Regions from separate parts of the Homo sapiens genome. Here regions 2 and 3 are each linked to region 1. The links are chromatin contacts, found by Hi-C or POLR2A ChIA-PET in ENCODE. All regions are on one chromosome and are shown on one strand. The core of a region is the stretch at or near the end of the contact, and the rest is flanking DNA. Distances in the headings are between cores, read along the strand shown.

Region 1 (4,808 bases), core at 1,729-4,228:
TGGTTAACTGGGCACAGTTGCTCTGGGTCTCAATAACTTAGAGAAGATGCAAAATACCAAATGCTCAGTACAAGCAAAGGGCAACATTTAAAGAGTCTCCGATTTCCCCCTAAGGGCTGAACTGAACAATCGCAAAACTGACTGGAGATCTCCACTAAACCCAAATTTTGCAATGAAATACTCCAGTCCACTAGGAAATAAGGCAAGTCCGCAAAGTAGTCTGTGGTGAATGGCAAAAGCGCGATGTGTTATTTGCAGCACAACCGTGCCCAGTGACCATTTCAAAGGCAGAATGGGTCCCCCACTCTCCCCTTACCCCCTCAAAAAAAAAAAAAAACAGTCAGCAAATCTAAAATTAAGTGACAAAGAATCCTTGATCTAGGTCCAATTCTGGGTAGTAGTATGCTCTATTATAGTTATTTTCTTTTTCGCAACTATTTCGCCCCTCATCCACTTGTCTGGGGCCCGGTGGGTGCACACAAAGATACACAGACACACATATACATAAACCAGTCACTGTTCAGGGTTAAAGACAAAAAAGGAAACCGAAGTGTCCATCGCAGTGGTATTACCACTGCGGATCCCTAGGGCTCCAAACGGGAGCCTCTTAACCTTACAGGCAAAGGTGTTGTTCAGGGGGGCACGGAAGAGAGGGGATGAGCAGACAGGGAAGTCTAGAGATGGGGAGAGAGACCAAGACCAGAGAGAAAGACCCAAAGCATTCACTATTCACCAGAAAGTGCTCAGGCTTTGATTTCCACCCCAACCCTCCTTTCAAGGCTCCAGGCAGAAGAAAGGTCTTTGTAAACTCCTTCCCTGCGCTGGGCCCCTGGGCTCAGCCGAAGGGGGCACCTTTGTGTGTCTGTTTTAAAGGGCACCTTCGGAACAAAGGTTTAACACCTGCCCGCTGCTAAGAACAATGGCTGCGAAAAGAACGAAGTCATCAGTCTTAAAATTACCGGGGGATTCCCTAATCCTTGTTGGAAGGGGAGGGGGCTAGACACAGGAAGAAATCCCCCCCGGGCAGCGGGACCCGGCCTCGCGCAGAGAGCTCCTGGAGCCTTCGGTGCACGCGTGTCCGTGGCCCCCGCGCAGTCCCGCCGCCCTCTCCTCCCCGGGCTCTCCCCGAAACGCCCCCACTGCCGCCCGCCCCATTGTCTGAAACGGTCTAAAAACTTCGCAACTTACCGAACCTGAGCAAATAAATAAATAAACCCATTTAATAAGGCCACGGTAATTATCCCGCGAATCTCCCTCTCCCAGACTCGAGGGCCTGGCGCCCTCCCGCTCCCTCGGGCCCCTTCCAAAGACAAAAAGCAACCCACTGGCCCTTTACCTTGCACACCAGCTCCTCTCCGCTGTGCAGATGCACGGCACGAAAAACGTGGTCTCCCTCCAGAGGTTCCAACAATAAGTATTTCCCGATACAAGAAACGCAATGCGACAAGTTCGGAGTCTCGGGCGGGCTCGGGGAGCCGAGGTTCGGGCTGAAACTCTGGCTGGGCTCCGCGGACCTTATAGACGACAACTCTTCGAAATCCTGGGTTTTGTTCCGCGATCTCCCATATCTCGCTATTGTGATGGGGGTAGACCTGTGTATGTTCATGAGTGTGAGGATCGCACACGACAAACAAAAAAAAACCCGCTGGAGAGATGAGTCGCTGGCGAGTGCGGCTGCAGGCGCCTCGGTGCCACTGATTTTAAAAGGGAGCGAGAGGGGAGGGGACAGAAGAGGGGCTGCGTGGAGAAAGAGTTAGAAGCCCCCAAATGGGCGCCGCCGGATACCTCGTCTGCTCCGAGCCCGGCTCCCGGGGGTCCTCGGTCGGCAGGCAACTCGGGTCTTTTTGTTACCCCAAAGCAGTCGGCGATGTGCAGAATCGCCGCACTTTTAGTTACTCTGTGTGTGTGTCCCCGGCGTGGATCTGGATGAGTACCCGGGCTGCTAAGGTGCGGAGCTGCAGCGCCAGGGCTCCCGACGCGACCCCCAGGCCGGCTTCCGAATCGCAGACGGGGCGGAGGAGCCCGCGGTAGTTTGTGCAGTCTTCGGGGAGCTCACGGCGGCGACTCAGTCCCAACGCGTTAGAAGCCAAACAAAAAGAGAAAGGAAACAAGCACGGGTCTACCGGCTGGCGACGCACGGCAGCCAGAATCCGCGCTGCACCCCCTTTTTTTGGTGGAAAGGGTGGGGGGCGTGTAAGGGGGGGGTGCGGGAGAGGGCAGTTACCTACGTTTTAACTGTAGATGGCGTCTGAGGCTTTTCCAAGATCGCGAGCTCTCCAAAAATTAAACAAACAAACAAAAAAAAGAAAAATTGCAAGGGAGCATTTAACTTGGTGCGGTCAGCGCTGCCAACAAAAGATTGCAAAAGCTGGGCACAGAGTTGCGGCGCGGGCTGGGCGCAGGTACCGCGACAAAGCCCTGGGCTCGGCCCGCCGCGCGGAGGTCAGCACAGGCTCATGCTGTCGCCGCTCGCTCGCGCCCCAGGTCTTCCTCCGAATGCAGCCAGACGTGCAGGAGAGAACGAGGACAGATCGGCGGTCTCCGATTTCGCCGGCACGAGCTTGCGGGGGTCCTGCGGGCGCTGCAAGGGGAGCTGCGTCCCTGGCCCTTCCAACGCGCGGCGTTCCTTTGCCCCTTTCCCGCTGGAGAACTGGATCTCGTCCTGGAATAATTTGCAATCACCCCGTCTCCCCCTACCCCGAGACCAAATTGCCCGGTGGGGTTTGTTTTGGAGAAAATTGACGGCTTGTCTCCTCCTTCTTTGATTTCTTGCTTGCCCCCCCCAGAGAAAAGAGGGGACCGTGTATTTAAAAATTAAAGGGGACGGCCGACGGTGCCCGAGGCCAATCCCCGCGCTCAGCACGCCCGCATCCCCCGGCGAGGCGGTATTAATAGTTACTTACGTGGCCGGGGATCTCGGAGCGAGCGGGGCCGTGAGTGCGCGTGTGCGCGCGCGCGCCTCGCTCGCGCTCGGTCTCCCCATTCAATGTCACCGACACATTTCCACGGAGCCTCCGCCCCCCCCCCGCCGCCCCCGCGACTGGCTCAGCCCAGAGCCGGCCCCGCCCCGCCCCCGCCCGGGCCCCCCTCATTGCGCCGGGCGCCCATCAATCAGCCCCGCCGCTGCCAGTCCTCGGGCGGCTCCCCGCGCCGCTGCCATTGCAGCTCCGTGCCGGGGGCGCCAGCACCGGCCTCGCAGCTCCCTCGCCCGGCCGGGGAGGTAAACAAAGTGAAATATCCTTCCGCGGCCCGGGGCCCCGGGCGCAGCACCCTGGGTGTCGGCTGCGAGCCGGCTGCGAGCCCAGCTGCGGGCGGCTGGGCCGGGGTTACCAGCAGCGACTCCCGAGCCGTTCCCCACACGCTGCTCCCGCAGCGCCCGCTCCAGCTCTTCGTAGCTCGTTCATGTTCCTGGCGCTTTTCCCCAGAAAGCCAGGCACGCTCTGAGCATTGGGCCCCCAGGCTCAGATGTGGCCCTGAATGAGGAGCTCTGTTTTGGAAGAATGCGCTTTCATCGGTATTGCTGCCTGGAGTTTCGAGAATTCGTTTCATGGTATCTCTCCGACATCCTCCTCTCCATTTAAAAGGAAATCCATTGCTTCCTTTTAGTTGGTGTCACCGCTTGCCCCCGATCCCCACATCCTGGGCTTGTATTTCTAGTGTTTTCAGCAGAAGAGGAACTGAAGGCATCTTTTGATTCAGGTCAAATTTAATCACTAATTCTTCCCTTCCCAGTGCATTGCCTGGAGGGCCTTGGAGGCCAAGCTAGACAAAACTTTGCACCCACACCTCCAGGGAGCGCTGTTGGGTCCTATCCAGGGTGCTGGGCGTCCTGAGTCCTCTTCTGTTAGCCAGGTGAAGGCTGCAGTTTCACGCCCCACTCCACCCCCCATTTCGCCACCCCCCCCGAATTATTCGTAACTTCCTTGGGAGATTCCAGTCCGCGGGCTTGGACAGGAACACCGGAAGCAAGGGGCTTGAACTCAGGCAGAGGCTTCAAACGCCAGCCTTGATCTAAGATATCCTGGTGAATGAGAAGCGATCTAGTAGAGGACAAACTTAAAAAAAAAAATCCCAAGGAACTGAGAAAGGGGAGTTGGGACGACTCCTGGAGCCCTCTGAGCTTTTGCATGCGTGTAGTATATTTTCCACTGGAGGAGGGGACTAAATTATTGTCCACTGTAGGACACTTTCAGTAAAAGAAGGGAGCTATTTATAATTATGTCCACTTGGGACAACAGTCACTCTAATGATCAGGAGTCCTGGGAATGTGGCCAGAGATGGAGAGGACATTGACTATAAAGCTTCCACCCAGCAGCACAGAGTTAAAAGGAAGGTTAAGAAGTGGACCCGTGCCTTCCAGCACCTCTCACCATCCTACTCCCCACAAACCTGCCTAGGATTCAGTCCCAGATCCCAGCAGAATAGATCTATTTCCCTAGGCGATCACCAGGACCACTGACCGAGCAGGGTCCCCTAATCCAGTCTTACCCCAGGAAGACACTTGGCCTGTGTTAGGAACAGTCTCGAAGCAACCCCTGCTGTTGAGTCAGAAAGAGAGGTGCCTAGCCTCCTCTATGCAGTGGCCAAGAGAGCTTTGTAATAATTAGGGGTTGGGACACCTGTGTGCTAGCCCTGGCTGGGTCTCTGATTTCAAATGGAAATTGGGTGAAGACCTTGTTTTTTCTCCCTAGATCCCTGTTTCTTCATCTGTAAGATGAGAAGCATAATACCCGCCCTGCTCACCTCATGTGGTTGCTTTAGAATTATATTTTCAATTCCAGGAAATCTATGAAGGCTTACTATAAGCC
Region 2 (4,808 bases), core at 980-3,479, 2.9 Mb before region 1:
TCTTTTCTTTTGTTTTTTTTTGAGACAGTCTCACTCTGTCACCCAGGCTGGAGTGTAGGGGCATGATCTCCACTCACTGCAAACTCCGTCTCCCAGATTCAAGCAATTCTCCTGCCTCAGCCTCCCGAGGAGCTGGGGCTACAGGCGCATGCCACCACGCCCGCTAATTTTTTTTCATATTTTTAGTAGAGACGGGGTTTCACTGTGTTAGCCAGGATGGTCTCAATCTCCTGACCTCGTGATCTGCCCACCTTGGACTCCCAAAGTGCTGGGATTACAGGCATAAGCCACTGCACCTGGCGACTTTCCTAGCTCTTAATCTCAGGAAAAAAAAAAGCCACAGATAAACTAATGAAGATCTAAAGTTGAATATCCAGGCAGACCTTCCTAAGAATTAACCTGTATTACAGTCTATGTTCTCTCTCCTAAAATGCAAACTGCTTGAAACAAAGGAGTGGTGTGTTCTTACTGCATACGGAATACTGCAAGCTGAAGCTCTTTGCAAAATTGTTATACAAGAAACAACATATCATTTTCAGTAAATTCCAGACAATCTCTTGTACCATTCTGGTCATGTTCCCTGCAAGTTTTCTTTGAAAGCGGACCTTAAGTATAATACTTTTAACAGTTAAGGAAAAATTAGAAACATTCGTGAAATTCCAGTTTTGTCTTATTTCATATCACAGACTTTTTCCAGTCCTTTACCTCTAACATTCATGAAATTTGTGTATGACTCCCAAAGATGTGAACCTATAAAATGACTACCTAGAACTATCCTACAGACCTTGGCTCTAAAATCGTTTTAGGAGAATGTTGGGAAAAGAAAAACAGCAACAACTCTGAGCAGTTTCCAATTGAATCCTATTAGAAGATGTAACTGAAACAGTCAGAAATCTTACATGACTGTTGCACTTTGGGAAGCCGAGGTGAGCGGATCACCTGAGGTCAGGAGTTCGAGACCAGCCTGGCCAACATGGTGAAACCCCCGTCTCTACTAATAATACAAAAATGAGCAGGGCATGGTGGTAGGCGCCTGTAATCCCAGCTACTCAGGAGGCTGAGGCAGGAGAATTGCTTGAACCTGGGAGGTGGAGGCTGCAGTGAGCCAAGATCACACCATTGCACTCCAGCTGGGGCGACAGAAGGAGACTACATCCCCCCACCCCCCCATTCTCCCCCCCAAAAAAGAAAAAAAATATCTTACATGACTGGAGATATGGAATTCCTAATATTCTTACAGAAGAAAACTAAAAAATATAAAATACTACATCTGAAGTCATCTTAAAAAGTTAATAACATTAAAGGACATTAGGCCTAACGTGATACATTTATATAGCAATAAACGTTACATAAGTGCTACATAAATGTATCACGTTTAGCGCATTTAAGGCTGATTACAGCTTCCTAAAACTGGATGCCTAACAGGAGGATGATAAAGCAAGAGGCGAAAATATCAACTGTAGGGTTCGATAAGCCATATCAAATCATATTTGGAATAAAGGAGGGTAGCAGACGGCAAATAAATATGAATTTTCCAAACTTATGTTGGACTGGTGCGTACGTTAATGAAAATGCTTTCCCTTTAGCTTCAACACTGAACATTAATGTTGATATAACAACGTTTAAGAACAAATAAAGATCAGGTTTATGCCTGGGACGTTTTGGAAGGGCCTGAAAAAACTGGACAGAGGCAGGATCGTCATTTTTCCCCAATGACTCCTCCCCACGCCGTCTCGCCTCTCTGCCTGGCCAAGCCCAGATGAGCCGCGGGCAGAAAAGGGTTCCCAAAGGGTCACTGCCACGTTAAGAGGCAGGAGGCCCAGGCGTCTGGGAGCCGCCAGAGCAACGCCGCCGCCTAGATTTTGCAGCCGAAGGTGCACTGGCAGGAAAGCCAAGTGGAGACTGGTAGAAGGGAAAGGGCAGGGGGAGGGACGTTCCGGCCCGCTCCTGGGAAGAATCGTCCTCCGAACCCGAGCCGCGGCCGCCCCTGATCCCGCAACGCGGGTCCATCAGGGACTGCAGCGGACAGCGCCCTTCTGTCTCCCTGACCCCTGTCCGCTCCCGCCCCTTTAGCTCTCCGCGGGCGGCCCCAGGGCTGAGGCGTGCAACAAGCCGCCCCACCACCCCCAGAGTTTCCACAAACGCACCGGAGAAGGCCGCCATCTTCACCCCGTCCTCCGCGGCTTCGCCTGCTCGCTCCCTCCCTCCCGACTGACACGGCGTGGCAGTGGCGGCGCGCGCTTCCGGCCCCTGGTCTTCGGCGTTCGGAGTCCGGGCAGGGACTCAGCCCCGGGAGAACGGTTCCGATGGAAGGAAAGGCCCGCGCCGGCCCCGCCTTATGCGCCTGCCGCTGAGCGGACCTCTGGGACCTAGGGCTTCTGGACGCCGCCTTCGTTCTGGGCACCATGTGTTCGGAGCACACCACGCGGTATCAGGGTCACAGCTACAGAGAAGGAAGCAGATGTTTGGTGATTAGGGTCATCCAGTGGGCTCAGGCTGACACCACACCGTGCCCTCCCCACTCAGTCCCCCAGCTTTCCAAAGGTGAGCAGGGCCTTGGTGTGTGAATGACCCGGAGAGATGGACTGGATTCATTGCCCTGAGCACCAATGCCAGTGAGTGCCTGGCAGCCAGTAGGTATTTGTTACATTTTTTTTTTAAACTAAGTAATGATTTAGGTCTCCCTCCCTTCACCCATGTTTGATGTCGCTTTTATAATTTCGGGTTTGACTTCCATGCAATTTTAACTCCTTTCTCTTTGCAGAGAGATGGGGAAAGTAAATGAGGAATCCTCCCAACCAGACACTCACTCTGTCAGGAAGGTATTAGAATCTTTAGATGAGGACTCTAAAATTCGGGAAAGTTAAGTCACTTATCTAAAGACACATATCTACCGAATGGCAGCGTGGGATCTGAGCCACATCTGCGCAATGCGAGGGCGCGTGCTGTGCTATCTGTAGCCTGCCCCAGAGTGTCATGGAGAAAAGTGGAACCCTCAGGCAAGATAGAATAGGGTTGCAGCGGCCGGGCGCGGGGGCTCACGCCTGTAATCCCAGCACTTTGGGAGGCCGAGGCAGGCGGATCACGAAGTCAGGAGGTCGAGACCATCCTAGCTAACACGGTGAAACCCCTTCTCTACAAAAAATACACACACACACACACACACACACACACACAGAAGAAGCCGGGTGTGGTGGTGCATGCCTGTAGTCCCAGCTACTCGGGAGGCTGAGGCAGGAGAATCGCTTGAACCCAGGAGGCGAAGGTTGCAGTGAGCCGAGATCGCGCCACTGCACTCCAGCCTGGGTGACCGAGCGAGACTCCGTCTCAAAAAAAAAAAAAAAGAAAAAAGAATAGGGTTGCAGCTACTCCGGAGGCTGAGGCATGAGAATCACATGAACCTGGGAGGCGAAAGCTGCAGTGAGCTGAGATCGTGCCACTACACTCTAGCCTGGGCGACAGAGGGAGAGTCTGTCTCAAAAAAATAAAAAATAAAAAAGATAGAATAGGGTTAGAAGTACAGAGTTGGGAACCATATTCTGAGTTTGGATTCTAGGTCTGCCACTTGCTTGCTGTGTGACCTTGAACAAGTCATGAAGCTTCTTTGGGCTTCAGTTTACTTACCTGTGAAATAGGGATGAACAATAGTACCTTTCTCATATGATAGTTATGAGGATCAAATAAAATACATAAAGCATCTAAAATAGTGCATAGCACATGGTGACAATATAACTAGCTCTGTTATTACTATTACATGTAACAGGATTCACCTGAAGCTCCAAAGGCCCAGGACAATACACTCAGCCCTGCAGCTTTACACTTCCAGGGGGCACTATTCACATTATATTCTCTATTCTTGTTATATTTTGTCTAAATAAGACCCTGAGAGTTATGCAGTGTACCAGTTTTGAATGGATACCAAGTACCCCCACATTCCAAGGAGAGATACAAGACCCATATTATGCAGGACTTGCCAAAGGGAAATCTGAAATCTAATTTTTGTGCCTTTTGCCAATGCCCACCTTTAAAGTGTGAAAAATCGGCTGGGCATGATGGCTCATGTCTATAATCCCAACACCTTGGGAGGCTGAGGCAAGGGGATCACTTGAGCCCAGAAGTTCAAGACCAGCCTGGGCAACATAATGAGACCCCCATCTCCAAAAAAAATTAAAAAATAGTTGGGCATGGTGCACACCTGTAGTCTCAGCTACTTGGGAGGCTGAGGTGGGAGGATCTCTTGAGCCTAGGAGGTGGAGGCTGCAGTGAGCTATGATGGTGTCACTGTACTCCAGCCTGGGTGGCAGAGCAAGACCCTGTCTCAAGGAAGAGATAAAGTATGAAAAAATTAAAGATGCAAATTAAGAGAAAAGATTTCTGTGAAAAGAATGCATTTCAGGGAAATACTCTGAGAACTTTTGATCTGAGAGTTTGGGAAGCGTAAGGACTGCTCTGAGAAGCCGTCCCTAGGAGGACCTGAGGTGGCAGGGCAGAAAAAGAGACAGAGAGAAGGAGAGAGAAGCCTGCTGCAGGAGTTAACTGTGGGGGAATCGTGTGACATTTTTTCCCCAAGGGATAAATAGATCTGTGGAGAGTGGACTGGAAGTTTTCTTCAAAGGGAATGTGCCCAAGAGACTTCCCGGAGGAGCTAAATGATTCAGCACACAGACCCCCCAAAGAACGCAGTGGCATCCTTACCTTCCAAACTGGAGAAGAGATATCTCTTGTCTCATGGGAGTTGCATGTGGAGGATGCCAGCAAGGAGAATCTCCAAGATACCACAAAAAGTTCCCTCTAAGAGAAACAATCAG
Region 3 (4,808 bases), core at 717-3,216, 2.8 Mb before region 1:
AGACAATGTGTAAAAGATTTTCTGGGAAGTCTGTCATTTATTCAACAAATAATATATATTTTGTCCTCTGCTCTATGCCAGGCACTGTTATAAATTCTGGGGATATAGCAGGGATGGATATAGCATTTGCATGCATATAGATAGAGCACCTGGCATGGCTTACCTTTTAGTGAATGGAGACAGATAATAAGCAAATATACTGTATAGCCATTTAAGTGATGACAAGTGTAATGGAAAAAATAATAGAGCAGCTCTGGAAAGCTGGAGTTGGAGAATGGTCATTGCAAATTTAAAAATGAGCAGTCAAGGTAGGCTTCAGAGAGAGACGACATTTGAGCAAAAACTTGAAGGAGATAAGGGAGGAACCAGGTAAACATCTGGTAGAAAGCCTTCCAAGTGGAGGGGACAGGCTTTGCAGAACTCCTGAAGTTGATGTGTGTCTGGTGTGTTCAGAAATAGAGCCAGTGTGGCTGAAGGTAGTAGGGGGAGCAGGAAATGAGGTGTGAGATTTAGGGGAGCAGGCAGATGACGTAGGGCTTTGAGGTCATTAAACTTTGAGAGAAATGGGAGCTGGTTAGAGGCTTCCCAGCAGAGGCTTTTAATTGCATCACCGCCTAATGCATCTTGATGGATATCATGAATATAATTATCTCAAGGGATATTCAGTATTTGTGTTTCTTTTGATGTGAAACAGTGTAATACTTTGTACAGTATATATTCATTCATGTTACAGTAGGCTCTGCTTATAACTGTCCACAAAGAGGTATTTGTTGAATGAATGAATGAATGAACAAATGGGGTTGACCTTTTCGCTCCCTCCATGCGGGTTCTCAACCTATTATTTCAACTTTATTGCCCCTACACCCTTTCTCAACTTGGGTTCTATTCACCCGTCTTGTTGAGTACTAATTAGGAAAAAAAAAAAGGCAGGCTAGTGGGAGCAGGGAAAAACAAAGAGATAAGGCAAATTAGCTATACGTCTGTCTTTCTTCATGGTCCAAAACATATAAACAAAAGGAAGAAACAAATAAGCCATAGGTCTACTTTTCTTTATGGCCCAGGACATATGGCCCTTCTACCCAGATAACGTACTTAACTCACAAACTTCCTGCTTACCTTCAAATGCCTCAATTTCTGAAACACTTCAGCTGACAAAAAAAAAAAAAAAAAAAGAAAGAAAGAAAAAAAAAAAGCAAGTTAACTCCCTGCTACCTGGTGTTATCAATCACTCCAAGTTCCAGTCTATAAAATTCTCAACAAGCCTTTGTTTCCTAGCAATGAGCTCCTCCTCTGCTGAGTCGGCCCGCTGCTCCCTGGCAACGAACTTTCATACTTTCTTTAATCTGTCTTTCTTTATCTACCACTGTCTTGGTAAATTCTTTTACTCCCACACTGAGAAAGTCGTCACTCACTGGCGACACGTTGAAAGAGTTCTTTCAACTCTGTATTTCTGCCTCTGTCTCTGCTCATTCCATTTCCCGCTACTTGAAATGCTTCTCCAGTAGATTAAAATTCTGCCTATTGTTAAAGACGCAGGGACAAGCTCCACGTCCTCCAGGAAATCCCTGCAGACTCTGGCCTTCGTTGCCTTTTCTGAGCTCCTGTAGCATCCTTCCTCTGCTACCTTTCATTGGATAACTTTAGTTGTTTATTTTAAAACCACTGTTTGAACTCTCTCTACGTGTTAGGCAAAGAATATACAAATGAACATTAGCATTTCAGTGGGGTACCTTTACCATTTCTGTTTTATGGAAACTGAGTTATAAGAGAGGCTCAATGACTTGGCCGATCTCATGTAGATTAATGAACAAGGAGTGTATCAGGACCGGGACACAAGTCGTTCCCAAGACAAGCAATAGTCCCTGTCCTTCCTACTCATAAAAGGGTTAACCTAGCATTTCCTTGCCGTGAAACAAAAGCGGCCGCGGATAGAGAAGCTTGTCCTGTGAGGGATTCCGTAGAGACACTCCTCCGCTGCCTGAGTCCTCGGCGAACATGGCGGCCCCCGAGTCAGGGCCGGCTTTGAGTCCAGGCACTGCAGAGGGTGAGGAGGAGACGATTCTCTATGACTTGTTGGTCAACACCGAGTGGCCACCGGAGACTGAAGTACAGGTGAACCAGGCCCATCTACAGCAGCAGCCAGCTTGGCGCGGGCGCTTCGTGGGTAGAGCCACGTAGCAGGAGCCACGTAGGGGAGTGGAGACGGGTGGGTGGGGGACTAGGGCCGGTTGGCTTGTGCGGTCGCCTTGGCAACGGCACCTTGGGCTAGCGGGGGTCTAGGGCGGGGTGGGGTGGTGGTCCCTGAGATTCTTCCTGGGCTCAGAATTCGGTTGTTGGGGGCTGGAACTTCGTGCTCTGGGGAGCGTACGATCCCACTTTGGTTCTCAGTTTCGCTCTCTGTATTGGGAGGAGAGGGGATTGTTAGTGTCGCTCTCTGTATTAGGAGGGGAAGGCACAGCGCTGGACTCGAGGGTCCTTTCTCCTATCTGGACCCTCAGTGGTCCCTTCTCGCGGTCTGGCTAGGGCTAGTCTGGGCCGACGCTCAACTGCGATGGGAGAATTTTCCAGGACCTTACAGTCTGCAGCATCTGCCAGGCTGGTGCAGAGCGCAGAATCTGAGCCTTTACCCATACTGGGGGCTGGATCGCGCCAGGTCTTGTGTGTTTCAATAAAAGAGCATTTAATAAGGGTGTGCGTGTCCGTTCGTCTGTCTCGGTGTCACAGGTGCTGTGCTAGGTGCTAAGGATACAGAGATGAATATGTTTTCGTGGAGCTTCTCGTCTAGAGGGGAGACAGTCCCGTAAACGTTTTTCATAACCTAGCGTTTTATGCGCTATAGTTAGCGATGTGAGCAAAATGCCACGGAAGTGCAGAGTAAAGAGCTGCTGACTGGGATTGGGATCTCCGCTACAGAAGGGTTATAGAGGTTGATAATTTATGGACTGGATCTTGGGATTATCAGTTGTTTGGTAGTGAAGGCCTCCCGGGTCTGTGATGAAGAGTAGGAACCATGGATCCATGTTTATTTTATTTTATTTTTTATTATTATTATTTTTTGGATCCATGTTTATTTAACAGATATTTATTGAGTGCTTAACACGTGCCAGTTACTGTTTTAGACCCAGAGGAAGCAGCCAGATCGAAAAGAACCTTTATTAAAGATTATGTAGTCCAGCCCATGTGAGTTATCTTACATTTTTTCTGAGTGTTTCTTTGCTGGAGAAACGACTCATTTTTCAGCCCAAAGTTTGTATTTTTTTCCTCTGTAGCCTCCTTCCCACTGCAGTTTGTGCTTATCATGAATAATTTATTTTGTAGACGGGTAGAGATCTGCATATATTACTGTTTAATTTCAAGTACTTAGTTTGTCTTAATGTGAATATTTTTTGGGTTATGCAGCTAGGAAGCTGTTGCTGAGGCAGCTGGTTAGATAAGTTTCCACTCCTTAACACTCATTGGTTAATTGCAGTAATGTTTCAGAATGCTTACCATAAATTGATTCCAAAAAAGTAACCACAGAATTAACTTACTTTGAAACCCTTAGCACTTTGTTTTGTGTTTGTGTGTTGGGGGTGGGGGAGTTCAATTGATTTCTGCATTCTATCGATTTCTGCATTCTGTTGATTTCAGCTGTTGAATTATAAGCTCTTGGAGGGCAGACATCTGATTCATCTTTATATCTCTTCCCAGGGCCAAATTGTGTCTTGCATGAATCCAACAATCAATTCATGTTTATTGAGTGAAATAACTTTTCTGTGTTTTTTAAAAAAATCTGTCTACACTTACTGTATGTCCATTGTGCTTTTCTTGACAGCACTTTAGTGCATCTTATGCAGTGCCTAGCGTCATGAACCTACCCACGGTGTGTTCAGTCTATACTTATGGAATGGAATTATTTAATATAGCAATTACGTATCTGTGTATGTTTTGTTAGTAGCATTGTCTGTATAGATACACAACAGATAGTCAATGAATTGGCCTTGGAGATATGACCACTTTTCCTGTGAGCAAAACTTACAGCCTCAATAGAGTATGCTGAACTGGCAACCAGTATGGTCTTTGGCCTTGACTTCTCTTGTCTTTGGATTGGTTTTTGATTTGGAAACAGTTTCCAGCTTCAATCCTTGTTCTTTCCTGCAAGGTTAGTCCTGACATGTGCCTGTAGCTCTGCTATGCTCACTTTTCTCCTATTGTCCCGCGTCCTGTGTCTACTTTTTTTTTTTTTTTTTTTTTTTTTGAGGCAGGGTCTCACTCTGTCACCCAGGCTGGAGTGCAGTGGCATGATCAGGGCTCACTGTAGCTTCGTAGCTTCAACCTCCTGGGTCACCTCAGCTTCCCAAGTAGCTGGGACTATAGGCATGCACCGCCATGCCTGGCCAATTTTTGTATTTTTTGTAGAGATGAGGTTTTGCCACGTTGCTCAGGCAGGTCTGGAGCTCCTGGGCTCAAGCAGTCAGCCCACCTTGGCATCCCAAAGTGCTGAGATTACAGGCGTGAGCCACTGCACCTGAACATCCAGTCTTTAAGTAGTTTTAAGACACTGCTTCCCTGTGCCCAAAACTCTGAGTATTAGTAAATAAAAATAAGTTTACATATTGTATAAGTAATACTGGTCTAATACTACTAGAAGATTCAAATGTAAGTGTTTTTTGTTTTAAATTCCAGCCTAGAGGCAACCAAAAACATGGTGCATCCTTTATCATCACGAAAGCAATTCGAGGTAAATATAGCTTATTTCTCTACAGTAATGATATGGTTAACAGTTAAAATGTGTTCTTTAGACTTCTGATGTGGAGCCTAATAAAAGT

The links. Hi-C counts contacts between places; a loop is a spot of excess contacts on that map. ChIA-PET counts read pairs that join two places held with the same protein, here RNA polymerase II (POLR2A). Pooled maps may share reads with other maps.
Region 2: a loop to region 1 is called in a map of CD8-positive, alpha-beta T cell, with 16 times the contacts of the local background. The contact joins the promoter of DDX1 here to the promoter of TRIB2 in region 1. A Hi-C loop is called at or near these places in 1 of 168 maps with a recorded cell type or tissue (CD8-positive, alpha-beta T cell), 1 of 37 single-sample maps with no recorded cell type and 8 of 50 pooled maps.
Region 3: a loop to region 1 is called in a pooled map, with 4 times the contacts of the local background. The contact joins the promoter of NBAS here to the promoter of TRIB2 in region 1. A Hi-C loop is called at or near these places in 1 of 168 maps with a recorded cell type or tissue (B cell) and 5 of 50 pooled maps. POLR2A ChIA-PET finds 5 or more read pairs at or near these places in 1 of 52 experiments (AG04449).

The regions. Positions count from the first base shown.
Region 1 is chr2:12,715,106-12,719,913 of GRCh38, reverse strand. It overlaps TRIB2 (tribbles pseudokinase 2), which reads right to left and starts at 2,978. Exons shown (of 3, transcript NM_021643.4): 1 at 1,337-2,978. The coding sequence starts at 1,606. It overlaps LOC124905974 (a long non-coding RNA gene), which reads left to right and starts at 3,156. Exons shown (of 2, transcript XR_007086222.1): 1 at 3,156-4,808. RefSeq lists enhancers at 512-1,149, 2,511-2,580, 2,429-3,068 and silencers at 3,021-3,080, 3,171-3,390.
Region 2 is chr2:15,589,289-15,594,096 of GRCh38, reverse strand. It overlaps DDX1 (DEAD-box helicase 1), which reads right to left and starts at 2,229. Exons shown (of 26, transcript NM_004939.3): 1 at 2,148-2,229. The coding sequence starts at 2,163. LOC124905975 (a long non-coding RNA gene) reads left to right here and starts at 2,328. Exons shown (of 2, transcript XR_007086224.1): 1 at 2,328-2,637; 2 at 2,765-4,808. RefSeq lists an enhancer at 2,131-2,190.
Region 3 is chr2:15,558,492-15,563,299 of GRCh38, reverse strand. NBAS (NBAS subunit of NRZ tethering complex) reads left to right here and starts at 1,966. Exons shown (of 52, transcript NM_015909.4): 1 at 1,966-2,112; 2 at 4,666-4,720. The coding sequence starts at 1,996. LOC105373440 (a long non-coding RNA gene) reads right to left here and starts at 1,152. Exons shown (of 4, transcript XR_001739297.2): 1 at 1,117-1,152. RefSeq lists an enhancer at 1,767-2,176.